Linked DNA regions of Homo sapiens: region 1 is linked to region 2. Evidence: chromatin loops called from intact Hi-C (ENCODE). Cell type or tissue: OCI-LY7. All regions are shown on one strand.

Region 1 (4,000 bases), 65 kb before region 2:
CCAGTCTGGCAGGTGTGTTCCCAGACCGAACCGAGTGTCAGACCGCTTATTGTCATGGCCCCATAATGAGACGCAGATGAATTGGGAAAGAACAGAGTTTATTTCTGTAACTGGGTACAGGGAGAAGGCTGGGAAAATATCGCCAGACCAACTCCAAATTACAAAATTTTCCAGACCTTATGTATCTTCTAAAATATATGTCTACATATAAGTGTGTATCCATCTAAAGACATAAGTGAGGCCGGGCGCGGTGGCTCACGCCTGTCATCCCAGCACTTTGGTATGCCAAGATGGGCGGATCACCTGAGGTCAGGAGTTCTAGACCAACCTGGCCAACATAGTGAAATCCCATCTCTACTAAAAAGACAGAAATTAGCTGGGAGTGGTGGCATGCACCTGTAGTCCCAGCTACTTGGGGGTGGGGGTGGGGGCCGAGGCAGGAGAATCACTTGAACCCGGGAGGCGGAGGTTGCGGTGAGCTGAGATTGCGCCATGGCACTCTAGCCTGGGGGACAAGAGCGAGAGGTCTCAAAAAAAAAAAAAAAAGACATAAGTGATTCACTTCTTCTAATCTGTAACTAAGGTCTGAGTCCTGAAGACCTTCCTCTGGAGCCTCAGTAAATTGACTTAATCTAGATGGTTCCAGGTGCTGGGGTGATTACCCTTATCTTGTCTCCTGCTAAATCATGGAGGTTTGGGGAGTTCCTTTAGACCCCCAATAAAACTTGTTTGTGGAGGCCTGCAGAGTTCCTTCAGAACCCCAGTAAAACTTGTTTAATCTGAAACAGGTCCTGTTAAGAATTCCTTCGTTATCTTTTCATGCTTTAAGGCCCAGGAAAGCCCCGGGCAAAACTCTTGGTGGGCTTTTGTTACATTCCAGCCTTTGTATAAGGGCACTGGTTGTTTCAGCTTTTAATATGTAACTCCACTGGTCAGTGAGTGCTGAAACGGTTGCCACGGAGGCCTGCCTGTTCAGCTGTTAGTGAGACCTGGCCTGCCACAGGTGGGTCTGATGAAACTTTCCAGCCCCTGTCCTGAAATTTGACTTTAGAGAAGTTGCATACCAGTTCAGTTTCTTGTTTGTTTGTTTGTTTGTTTTGACACGGAGTCTCACTCTGTTGCCCAGGCTGGAGGGCAGTAGTACAATCTTGGCTCACTAGAGTGCAGTAGTACAATCTTGGCTCATCTGCCTCCCGGGTTCAAGCAATACTCCTGCCTCAGCATCCTGAGTAGCTAGGATTACAGGCACACACCACCACGCCCAGCTAATTTTTGTATTTTTAGTAGAGACAGGGTTTCACCATGTTGGCCAAGCTGGTCTCAAACTCCTGACCTCAAGTAATCTGCCCATCTCGGCCTCCCAAAGTGCTGGAATTACAGGCATGAACCACCACACCCGGCCCCAGCTCAGTTTCTTAAGGACTCTGTAACAAGGGAGGGAGAACATCGCCAATTTGGGGCATTCCTTCTGATGCTGAAGGTGCATGATTCTTGCTGTTTCTAACTCTGAGTTCCAGAGGTGGTTTTTTCAGAAGCAGAGCCTCAGCTGGGCACGGTGGCTCACACCCATAATCCCAGCACTTTGGGAGGCCGAGGCAAGAGGATCACTTGAGGCCAGGAGTTCAAGACCGGCTTGAGCAACAGAGCGAAGCCTCATGTCTACTGAAAATTAAAAAAAAAAAAAAAAAAAAATGAGCTGGCTGTGGTGGCCTGCACCTGTGGTCCCAGCTACTTGGGATGCTGAGGTGGGAGGATGGCTTGAGCTGTGATGGTACTATTGCAGCCTGGACAACAAAGCAAAACCCTGTCTCAGACACACACACACACAAAAGAAGCAGAAGAAGTTGTTTGGAGCCAGGATGGCTCATTTGCCCACAGGAACTCACAGGAAGTCTGAAAATAGTCAGGTAGAGCACATAGAAGCTGCAACAGCTGTGAGCTCCCCCCAGAGTCCCTGAGCACATCTCTATCGCGCGTGGGGGCTGCTGATGCTGGTATCATTTCCAAAACAATAAGTCAGGATCTCCCAGACAGACGGGAGTGCTGCCGACAGCCTTCTCTGTTTTTCTTTTTTTAAAATTTTTAGTTATTCTACGTATGAAAACCAAAAAGTACCTGAGACAAGTCTCCATCAATTTAGAAAGTTTATTTTGCCAAATTTGAAGATGCAGCCTCAGGAACTCCTGACAACATGTCCCCAAAGTGTTTGGGGCACAGCTTGCTTGGTTTTATGCATCTTAGGGAGGCATGAGACATCAATCAGTCTATGGAAGATGTACATTGGTTCTGTCCGGAAAGGTGGCACAACTCGAGGCAGGGAGAGAGCCTGCATTTCATAGGCTGATAAGAGACAAATGGTTGCTTTCTTTCGAGTTTCTGATTAGCCTTGTACTGAAAGCACGATGTACAGGAATACTCACTTATGCCTTAGTCTGGCTTAGTGAAACAAGAGGGTAGAGGAAGCAATCAGGTATGCATTTGTCTCACGTGAGCAGAGGGATAACTTTGAGTTCTATTTATTTATTTTATTTATTTTAAGACAGAATCTTGCTCTTGTTGCCCAGGCTGGAGTGCAGTGGCGCGATCTCAGCTCACTGCAACCTCTGTACCCTGGGTTCAAGCGATTCTCCTGCCTCAGCTCCTCGAGCAGCTGGGATTACAGGCACCTGCCACCATGCTTGGCTAATTTTTGTATGTTCAGTAGAGATGGGGTTTCCCCATGTTGGCCAGGCTGGTCTCGAACTTCTGACCTCAGGTGATTGATCCACCTGCCTCAGCCTCCCAAAGTGCTAGGATTTACAGGTGTGAGCCACCACACCCGCCTTAACTATGAGTTATTTCTGTCCTTTGTCTACAAGGAATTTCCCTGTGGGGATATTATGAGGGAAGCATGTAGCTTTTAAACAAATCTTTGTAACTATCTTATTTTAGAATAGAATGGGAGACGGGTTTGCCCAAAACAGCTCCCAGATCGACTTTTCCCTTTGGCTAAGTGATTCTGGGATCCCGAGATTTATTTTCCTTTCACACATACATAATAGTTGTACAAATTTATGGGGTACATGTGAGATATATATATATATACATACATATACATATATATATTTTTTTACTTTACGTTCTGGGATACAGGTGCAGAACGTGCAGGTTTATTACATAGGTATACATGTGCCATTGTGGTTGGCTGCACCCATCAACCCATCATCTAGATTTTAAGCCCCGTATGCATTAGGTATTTGTCCTAATGCTCTCTCTCCCCTTGCCCCCCACCCACCCCACATGTGATATTTTGATATCAGCATAGAATGTGTCATGATGAAATCAGGATAATTAGGGTACCCATCACCTTAAGCATTTATAATTTCTTTGTGGAAATCACATTCCAATTCCACTCTTTCAGTTATTTTGAAATACACAATAAATTATTGTGAATACAGTCACCCTATGGTTTGGCCAAACACTAGACTGTATTTCTTTTATCCAACTGTATTTTTGTACCCATGAACCATCCTCTCTTAATCATCCCCTCCCACTAACCTTCCCAGTCCCCAGTCACCATCATTCTACTCTCTATCTCCGTGAGTTCAATTTTTTAAGCTCTCACATATGAGTGACGACAAGCAATGTTCTCTTTGACATTTTCCCCTGTCCTTCATTCCATCAAACAAACCTCATTTTACCATGATGCCACCATGATATAATAACAGCTGCACATGCAAAGCCATTGATTGTAACATGACTTCATGACCTGTGCATAAAAAAGCATGCTAGTGTAATCCCAGCACTTGGGGAGGCCAAGGCGGGTGGATCACAAGGTCAGGAGTTCAAGACCAGCCTGGCTAATATGCTAAAAAACCGTCTCTACTAAAAAAAAAATACAAAAATTAGCCAGGCATGGTGGTGGGCGCCTGTAATCCCAGCTGCTTGGGAGGCTGAGGCAGGAGAATCTCTTGAACCCGGGAGGCAGAGGTTGCAGTGAGCCAAGATCGTGTCACTGTAC
Region 2 (4,000 bases):
GTAGGTGTTCAATAAATGCATACATCTTGTTCCCACACCCGAAAAATCCTAGTTAGGAGGTGACCGAGGAGAGTTTACAACACAAATTGCACCTGAGGTTTTGCACACGAGTGAGTTTGATCCCTTTCCTCCAGAAGGCCGGCTACTCATTCAAAGGGCCCAGTTTGTTTCAAACTATTTTTGGAACTGTTTCAGAATTGCCTCCAAGCGCCTGTCTAGACCTTACCTTACACTGGCGCTATTTTGAGCTAAAAGCCATATTGATTAAATTGGCTTCTAAAGTTATCCCCCAGACTTGGCGCTGAAGGAGGCTTAGGTATTTCCAAAAATCCTAGCCTCTGCCTGGAAGGCTCCCCAGCTAAGGATGCAAGACAAGGACCAAGGACGACATTTCTTGAAAGATCCTGCCTCTGGGGATAGTTTCGGAAAGGAAGTGCTCAGGTTTGTGAGACAGCAGCAGGGCCCTGGGACCTTTCTCTGATGGGGGAATATCCCCCTCTAGGTCAGCACGCCCCATCACAGCACTGCATCTACTGTAGGTACCTCCAAAGTCACCCTTTCTATTTCACTCATGTTTCCCTTGAATTTACACTTTACATGTTGCTAGACCAAATCGGCGGAGGGGAAAAAATAACTCATGGAAACATGATCTTTTTAGAAATGGCATTACTCAGAAAGCACAGCAGGGGTTTGGCTTATGGTACGGTGTTGTTTTCCTGCTTTGAGGCGCTGTTACAGATTCTTCTTCCCACTGTACAGCTTCCCGGCCTGACATGCTGCCTTGGGAAGTGCGTGAAAGTGAACGCAGCCTCCTCTTCCTCTTAGGAGTCCTCCGTTTCGTGTCTCTTACATCCTGAAAGGACCCAGCTCTCTGAGTCAGGCCGCGGCACTGCCCCTCCTAGCTCCAAATCCACATCTATTTCCCACTTCACTTTCTAAGTGGGATTTAGCTTAACACTGTGGAGCTTGGAGTATCACAGAGCTAATATGTAAGACCCAGGCTGGTCTTTCCTTCTCTGTCGGCACCTTGGAATTCTCTACTACCTTTCAGCCTGCCTCTCCGCTCCCCCGGCTTTTTTTTTACAGACATCTGCAATGCAGGCAAGTTCCAATATGAACATCTGTGGAACACAGCCTGAGAAGAGGAGATATAAAAGGATCTTAATTTTAGGGTGAAGGAGGAGAAGAATGGTTAAGAAGCGTCTCAATAACGTAAGCCACAACCTCAGGCTTTGAAAACAACATTAACTGAGAACAGCTTTGAAAACAACAGTGAGATTTTCAACTCAATTCTTTTTCCCACAGGTCACTTATCTTGAATTCCAAAATGTTGACTTCTGCTAAAGAATCTTTTTTTTTTTCAGTGATATAAATTTGGAAGGTATGTCAATATTCTTATCCAGTGTGAAGTCCTATGACCGAAACACTTGCGTATTCGTCTCTCCTCCCCGCTACACTTCCCTTGGGGAAGTACACACAACAAGGCAAACAAACACCTCTGACCACTTCTGAGGCAGCCTGTTCTTTTTTTTCTTTTTTGAGATGGCGTCTCACTCCGTCGCCCAGGCTGGGTGCAGTGGCGCGATCTCGGCTCACTGCAACCCCCACCTCCAGGGTTCAAGCGATTTTTCTGCCTCAGCTTCCTGAGTAGCTGGGATTACAGATGTGTGCCACCATGCCTGGCTGATTTTTGTATTTCAGTAGACACGGGGTTTCACCATGTTGGCCAGGCTGGTCTGGAACTCCTAACCTCAGGTGATCTGCTCGCCTCGGCCTCCCAAAGTGCTGGGATTATAGGTGTGAGCCACTGTGTCCGCTCCCTCTCCCTGCTTTTTTTTTTTCTTATAGAGTCTCACTATGTTGCCCAGGCTGGTATCAAACTGCTGGGCTCAATCGATCCTTCCACCTTGGCCTCCCAAAGTGCTGGGATTACAGTCGTGAGCCGCTGTGCTCACCCTGTCCTTAATGATCAGCTTGAGAAAATTCTCTCTCATCTAGTTGACCACGTCCCCCTCTCATCACTGCCACCAAATGTCCCTCATTATGGTGTCTAGATGTTTTGTCTTGCTACATCTCAAGCTTCATTACAGATCGAATTTACCCTCTTCCCTCAACTCTTCTTGCACAGAAGCTGAGGTTTCCAGGAGGCCCTCTCTACCCCTTGGGGGACCTTCCCCTTAAGTTTGGAAGCTGCCAAAACCATGTAAAGGAGATTTTAGGAGGGTCTTTGCACTATATGGGATCCCAAGAAAAATGCATTTAGGGCCACTTTTTCAGCAGCTTCGCTTTAAGGTTCATTTTTTTTTTTTTTAAGACTCATAAAAATCTTTACAGTTTGGAACACATAAAATATATTGACTGGACGCGGTGCCTCACACCTGTAATCCCAGCACTTTGGGAGCCCGAGGTGGGTGGATCACTTGAGGTCAGGAGTTCGAAACCAGCCTGGCCAACATGATGAAATGCCGTCTCTACTAAAAAGTCCAAAAATTAGCTGGGCATGGTGGCTCAGGCCTGTAGTCCAAGCTACTCGGGAGGCTGAGGCATGAGAATTGCTTGAGCCCAGAAGGTGGAGGTTGCAGAGAGTCAAGATTGCACCATTGCACTCTAGCCTGGATGACAGAGCCAGACTCTGTCTTTAAAAAAAAAATACATAAAAAGTTTTAAAAATGGAAACCTGTGTGAGCAGTGTCTAGAAACAGATAATTAGCAGTTATTCTGTAATCAATTTTTTAAAAACTTTAAAGAGAATGATTAATTTTAAACCCTAAAGGAGAGTTGCAAGTAGAAATATAATTTAAAACTTTTGTGTAATATCACTGCAATGGATGTGAGATTTTACACACACACACACACACACACACACACACACCCCATAAACACACATGTGTGCCACAGGTCCGTTGGTAAAAGCTTGGTTACTGATGATTGAGTTTTTTTCTTTTATTCTTGGGGAAGTTACATAACCTGTTTTTTTCCAGCCTTATTTTTCCATTCTGTGTAATTGGGATACTAATTATATTCATGTTGCTGTCAGGAGGGTAAAATACAATGTATATAATATTATTTTCACTCCAGATCTGGTGTTTAGTAAAACACTCAGCAACTATTAGGTGTAATTGTTATTTATAGGAAACTGTAGGTCTTTTGACAGTAATCATAACCACCCTTGCATGTGTGGGTTGTCCATAGAAAATTAAGATAATAGCGCAGAGGTTTCTGTCTCATCATGCTCTTCCCAGCTTCACTGAGATTGTCCTTTTTTCCAGTCAGGGCTTATCTTTCTAGGTTCCAGGAAAGCATCCTGAGGGATCATGCTGCTGTTTTAATACTCATATCTTCTTTAGGTGTGAAATACCCAAACGGGCCAGGAGCAGTGGCCCACACCTGTCATCCCAGCACTTTGGGAGGCTGAGGTTGGAGGATCACGAGGTTAGGAGTTTGAGACCAGCCTGGCCAACATGGGTGAAACCCCATCTCTACTAAAAATACAAAAATTAGCCAGGCATGGTGGCACGTGCCGGTAATCCCAGCTACTCAGGAGGCTGAGGCAGGAGAATCGCTTGAACCTGGGAGGCAGAGGTTGTAGTGAGCCGAGACTGCGCCACTGCCCTCCAGCCTGGGCGACGGAGCAAGACTCCATCTCAGAAAAAAAAAAAAAAAAAAAGAAAAGAAAAGAAAAGGAAAAAAGAAAGAAAAGAAATACCCAAATGGTCACCATGATCTAAGCACTCCCTTGGAGAACTGATGGATGTCAGTGTGCACTGATGGACATAAAACAGGACCACAGAGAAGAGTCACACTTGTAGAAAGAAATGCCCCCCAATCTCTAGCCAAAAGCTCCAAGTGGGAGTCTGTGTCACTTCCAGTGACAACTCTGCACTGACTCACTGCGTGACCTTGGGCAAGAAGCACTTCTACCTGCCTTGGTTTGTGGACCTGAAACAGGGATGTTAGCACCAACCTGGCATCTTCCCAGGACAGTGGCGCAGATCTGGAG

What was found. A loop is a pair of places that touch in the nucleus more often than their neighbours do. Peaks named below come from ENCODE experiments on the same cell type or tissue, not always from the same donor. Only the 100,000 strongest peaks of a DNase experiment are listed, where the experiment ranks them.
Region 1: a loop joins it to region 2, with 2.7 times the contacts of the local background. A loop is called at or near these places in 4 of 110 quality-filtered maps.

The regions. Positions count from the first base shown.
Region 1 is chrX:2,512,449-2,516,448 of GRCh38, forward strand. No RefSeq gene overlaps it. Among named protein-coding and RNA genes, the nearest start is that of ZBED1, 13 kb to the left of the region's middle. In OCI-LY7, CTCF peaks have their summits at 1,127, 1,348 and 1,983; DNase peaks (open chromatin) are centred at 1,023, 1,883, 2,353 and 2,673; H3K4me3 peaks cover 2,192 bases; H3K27ac peaks cover 4,000 bases.
Region 2 is chrX:2,577,548-2,581,547 of GRCh38, forward strand. The region is part of intron 1 of LINC03112 (long intergenic non-protein coding RNA 3112); the gene reads right to left. Among named protein-coding and RNA genes, the nearest start is that of LINC03112, 30 kb to the right of the region's middle. In OCI-LY7, no CTCF peak of the experiment used is centred here; a DNase peak (open chromatin) is centred at 1,574.